Regions from separate parts of the Homo sapiens genome. Here region 1 is linked to region 2. The links are chromatin loops, found by intact Hi-C in ENCODE. Cell type or tissue: MCF 10A. All regions are shown on one strand. Links, peaks and the distances in the headings refer to the core of each region. The heading gives the core; the rest is flanking DNA. Region 1 has its middle 18 kb from the start of CSNK2A1. Region 2 overlaps NRSN2 (neurensin 2).

Evidence for each region. Peaks named below come from ENCODE experiments on the same cell type or tissue, not always from the same donor. Only the 100,000 strongest peaks of a DNase experiment are listed, where the experiment ranks them.
Region 1: it touches region 2 in a loop (11-fold over the local background); 5 of 110 quality-filtered maps call a loop at or near these places.

Annotation. Positions count from the first base shown.
Region 1 is chr20:560,561-563,369 of GRCh38, reverse strand. No RefSeq gene overlaps it. Among named protein-coding and RNA genes, the nearest start is that of CSNK2A1, 18 kb to the right of the region's middle. In MCF 10A, for the core only: a CTCF peak has its summit at 1,474; a DNase peak (open chromatin) is centred at 1,479.
Region 2 is chr20:353,114-355,922 of GRCh38, reverse strand. It overlaps NRSN2 (neurensin 2), which reads right to left. Exons shown (of 5, transcript NM_001323682.2): 5 at 1,061-2,713. The coding sequence ends at 2,288. Among named protein-coding and RNA genes, the nearest start is that of NRSN2, 7.4 kb to the right of the region's middle. In MCF 10A, for the core only: a CTCF peak has its summit at 1,283 (motif pointing left); a DNase peak (open chromatin) is centred at 1,262.

The sequences.
Region 1 (2,809 bases), core at 143-2,642, 210 kb before region 2:
CACTTGACCTCACTATGCCTCCCATTTCCTCAGCTGAAGAATGGGGGTCAAGGCAACACCCACTTCAAAGTGTTTTGGAAGAATAAAATAAGGCCTGTCAAGCACTTAGCAGAGTGCTTAAAGCTTGGAGAATTTATCTTAACACAGGGTGCAGTGCAATGCTATGGAAGGACTTTGTAAGTTGCAAGGCCCTAAACCACCCTTGGCTGTGTGTTTGTGCCATGTTTCTGATCCAAAGAACCCAGAACTGTGAGGGAGAACCTCCCAGTGGCCTCTAATCCATGACAGATGTTATCTGCCATCACTGTTACTAACGTTATGTGACCATTAACATTCTCAGGTTTCAGAAAGGCCACAGTCAAAGGCCCATCTCCTGTGAGACTGGGGTTAAGGTCCCAGAGAACACTTTAGAATGTCATCCCTCCAGCTGAGCCCACTGTTCCCCGGGGTCCTCTCAATAATCCAAAACAGGGAAGAGTCATTACTGTTCCACTTTACAGATCTGGGAGCTGGAACCCAGAGCTTCAAGCTGCCTGACCCCAAAGCCCAAGCTCTATCCCTGTTCTTGGTTGGCCAACTGGAGTCCCTGTCCAGCCGTCCATACCTATGCCTACCTGGACACCCTGTGGGGACTCCTGTGAGGTCCCTCACACCTCTGCTAAGCAAGCTCCCTCCCCAGTCTTTGCCGGGTACTGCCTATCCTTCCAGGACCCTTCTGATCCCAGCCAGGCCAGGGATGGCCAATGCCGGGTCAATCACTTTCCCTCCTGATTCCAGAACAGAAGAGGCTGGTGCCACTGTAAGCCTAAGAGGCCCCAGGCCTAGATTTGTTCATAAATATTACCAACAGCTACCAAGCAGGAGGGGCTCTTATTCCCATCTTAAACTGTGGCTCAGAGAAATCAGGTGAACATAGCTAGGGAGAGTGTGAGCTAGAGTTGAGATTCAGGTCTCTCTGACTCCAAAATGCATGATGTCAGCCTTAGAACAGCTCAGCGACATCAGGTGACTTATTTCTCAGTTCTAGTCCTCAGTTTTCTCATCTCTAAAATGGAGACATTAACGTTGCATGGGATTTGTTCAGTTGTAAGGATTAAATTGGATGAGTTTTTAAAATTCCCAGAGCCTCACTGGGCACATGGGTGTGGCATCCCTGAAGGATTGGGGGCCTTGAAGTCAGGCAGACATGGGGGCCGAGTGCCAGTTTTATCACTTTTGCTCATGGAGACAATGATTTCTCCTCTCTGAGCCTCATAGACCCATCTGGAAAACAGGAATGATCGGCCCCTCTCACAGAGATAGTGCTAATGCCAAAGTTTTGCTTTTAAAAGCTAAAAACATGGCTGTCAGGCCAGGTGTGGTGGCTCACACCTGTAATCCAGCGCTTTGGAAGGCTGGGGCCAGGAGCAGTCTGTGTTTTAGCAAAAGCCCTCCAGGAATCAAGAACCCACAAGTTAGAAGCGTGACCCAGAGTCGTCACCTGGTGGTATTTTGTGGAAACTACAGCATGGCAGACACTGTCACCAATCCTTTGACTCCAAGGAGAACAGGACGCTTTCTGCTCAAAGTGTCCCAGACCACGGTCATGGGCCATAGAGTTGGCTTTAGAGTGGGCTCATCACCTTTTCTCACCTGCAAGGGCACACAACACAGGAAGCCTTCCCCAGTAAATAACTCTTCAAGTTTTCTCCCTGCTGCACTTGGGATAAACCCCCAATTCCTTACAGAGTCTGGCTTCTCCAGATCTCTCTGTCCTCACTTTCTCTTCCCTCTTACTCCCCACCGGCCTCACTGGCCTCCTTGCTGTTTCTCGAATTCACCAAGCACATTCCCACCTCAGGGTTTTGGTGTTTGCTGTTGCCTCTTCGCCCTGAGACTTTCGTGGCACGTTCCTTCACTTCATTCCCAGCCCTGTTCAAATGCCATCTCCTCTGGGAAGCCATCCAGGACGACACTTACCAAGGATCCCTTGCCCTACCCTCTTTCCATCTGTGACTCTGCCTTATTTTTATTTATCACTGACATTATCTCATATATTTGTTTGATTTTTGTCTGTCCCCATCACGAGACCATAAGCTCCAATAAGGCAGAGATGTTTGTTCTGCTCGCTGTTGAATTCTCAGCACAGACAGTAGGTGTTCAATATATATTTACTGAGTTAATGAATATACTCATTATATTCATTATGAATATAAAGTATGGCAGGTATTATCAATCACCCTTTTTCCCATCAATGGGGAAACTGAAGCTCAATAAATTGATGTGACTCATTCAAGTCCACATAATGAGGGAGTGCTGGGATCTGGATTTGAAGCAGGATTTCTGGAAGCTGAAATGTGGGAGCTGTGTCCACAGTGGCACCTTGAGTTTCCTAAGCCTGGGGAGACTTTTTAATCAGACATCACCCAAGATCAGTAAGTCAGCAGTTGTGGGTTCTGCAGGAGAGGGAGCAAAGATCCAGTGCAGAGATCCTCAAGGGGGCAATGTCACCAAGAGTGTTGGAGAGTTCCCAGTGACCAGGGGGTGCCCCGGCCATGCAGGAGGGGAGCAAGGGTGCAGACATCCTGCAGTGCATCTCAAGTCATGATTTTCAAATCTCCCTTTGGTAATTAGTGTAGGTAAAAACCTTGTTTTTAATTATCTGAGCCAAGGACCGAATTCTATTTTACATATAAACACAATGTGTGGGGGTTTTCATTTTGTTTTTTATGTTTAATAGACTACTTTTTTAGAGAAGTTTTAGACTTAGAGCAAAACTGTGCAGAGACTGGGCACACTGGCTCACGCCTGTAATCCCAGTGCTTTGGGA
Region 2 (2,809 bases), core at 41-2,540:
CTAAGCTATGAGGATGCATAGGCATACAGAGTGATATAACGAACTTTGGGGACTGAGTCCAGGGAGGTTGGGAGGGGATGAGGGATAAAAAACTGCGTATTGGGTACAGTATACACTGCTCAGGTGATAGGTGTACTAAAATCTCAGAATCACTATAGAACTAATTCATGTAACCAAAACCCACTTTGACCCCAAAGGCTACTGAAATAAAAAGAATTAAAAATAGGCCGGGCGCGGTGGCTCACGCCTGTAATCCCAGCACTTTGGGAGGCCGAGGCGGGCGGATCACGAGGTCAGGAGATTTGAGACCATGCTGGCTAACATGGTGAAACTCTGTCTCTACTAAAAATACAAAAAATTAGCTGGGTGTGTTGGCAGGCACCTGTAGTCCCAGCTACTCATAGTCCCAGCTACTTGGGAGGCTGAGGCAGGAGACTGGCATGAACCCGGGAGGCGGAGCTTGCAGTGAGCTGAGCTCGTGCCACTGCACTCCAGCCTGGGTGACAGAGCCAGACTCCGTCTCGAAAAAAATAAAAAAGAATTAAAAATAAAAATAAAAAATAAATCACTCACCTCTCTGATCATCAGTTACCGCATCTGTAAAATGAAGACAATAAGTCTGGGTAAGGTGGCTCACCCGGTAATCCCAGCACTTTGGGAGGCCGAGGCAGGCGGATCATTTGAGGTCAGGAGTTCAAGACCAGCCTGGCCAACATGGTAAAACCCCGTCTCCACTATAAATACAAAAATTAGCCAGGCGTGGTGGCGTGCACCTGTAATATCAGCTACTTGGGAGGCTGAGGCAGGAGAATTGGTTGAACCCAGGAGGCAGAGGTTGCAGTGAGCCAAGATCGCCCCACTGCATTCCAGCCTGGGCGACAGAGCGAGACAACATCTTAAAAAAAAAAAAAAGAAGACAATAATTCCTTTCTCAACAGGTTATCCTGAGGAGCGAATGAGAAATAATGGGTCGTGCCCAGCACACAGTAGGTGCTCCTGAGTCTGTGTCTTTCTCCTCCCCACGCCCCAGTGGCCAGGGAGAAAGGAAACAAAGTCAGTATCCATCCCAGCTGTTTATTGAAAGGGAAGGTGGGATGGAAGGGGTGCAGGATGAGGAGGGGGCGTGAGGCACAAGGACAGTAGGGTGTGCCCTGGTGGGGGCCGCCTGAGGATCCCCTAGGAGGCCCTTCAGGCTGGTGGAGACTGAAGGTAAGGGTTAGGGAGGGGAGGGGCGAGAGCCTTGAGCGCTGCTCTCCAGCTGCATCAGAGCTCCCTCTAGTGGTACAGAAGAGAGATGACGCCTCCGGCTGGGGAGGGAGGGGCTGGCGCCTCTGAGAGAGCCCATTTATTATCAGGGTCACGGCCAAGACCGTGGGCTTGGTTTCTAGGTAGGTGGACTTTGAGGGGCAAAGACAACCCACTTTTCCTGCCCCCTACCCCCGGCTCTTAGAGACCATTTAAATCCATATCCAAAGTATATCCAGAGCCACCTGGGACCATCAGGCCTCTGGCTAGTCTTTCTGGGCCAAACCTGTCCTCCACCCTGAGGACCCTCAGGGAACCAGGAAGGTGAGGGGCTGGCTCCGCCCCACCTGTAGCACAAGAGCTGGCCCAGGAGGAGGCTGAAGATGTGTTTCTAGTTCCTGCATGCTGCTTTGTTGTGTGACCTCGGACATGTCACCTCCAGCCTTCTTCACCCACCTCACCTATCAACTAGGGCTAGTAATTGCCTGTGGTGGGTGGGCTGGGGGGCTCTGATGCCAAAATGCAGGTAGAAGACACACTGTGAGAGGCAAACGTCTTCACTCATCCTGCAGGGAAAGGCCAAGTGAGCATCTGGGACCCATTCGAGCTGAATGACCCCCACCCCTTCATCTGTGTCTATGGAGGGCAGTGCGTGTCCTCATCCTGGCGAGAAGAGGAATCTGATCCAAAGCCCTCATGGCAGAGAGGCAGGAGCTGATGGCTTGAAAGGGCAAGGGTTTGCCCAAGGTCATGCAGAGGAAGGAGTGGGGACGGGTTGAAGGAGATGTTTTCTGCCCCTGAGGGCCTTGGGAAGAGGGTGTGGGTAGGAAGTTTTGGGAGGACTTGAGGAATGCTGGTATCTTGGAAGAGTTGGGGCCCCACTCCTGGGGAGGGAGCACTGGGATTTGAGCTCCAGATTTGACCTGGAGTTGGGCTCTAAAGGGACCCTGCTAAAAGGGAGAAGTTGGGGAAACACTGAGAGGGGGTTATGGTGAGAAGGGGGGAAGGATCCAGGACCCACATCTTAGGCCATGTGGGCAGCTCAGGAGTCCCTCTTGGGCTGGATAGTCTGCACAGAAGATTGCCCAAAGGGGCTGGCGGGTGGCGAGAACCATGACTGGCCACTGGCATTGCGGAAAATGGGTGACAACTGCTGCTCTGGCTCATCCCCGAAGACCTCCACGTGGCTGTCGGCTTCGGGGTCCAAGGGCTCTGCCTTGGTGTCCTGGCTCAGCCAGCCTATCATGGCCCAGAAGAGGCAGATGGCGAGCAGAACTCCAGCTGCCACACAGAGCGCTGTGCCTGCCAGGCGACAGGTGCCCAGGGCCTGGTTGTAGTCGGCTGCCCGCTGATCCAACACCAGGAACTCACCCTCACCGATGCCCTCCAGCTTGGGGGGCACTGCATAGCCAGTGGTCAGAGCCGCCACACCCAGCAGCAGAAGCAGGGTCCCCGAGGACAGGCTGATCTAGGGAGAAGCAGACAGACCAGGAAGCAGTCAGGGTCAGCCAGGGGCCCCTGGCCAAGGGATCACCTTGGATCCTCACCAGACTTAAGGGTAACC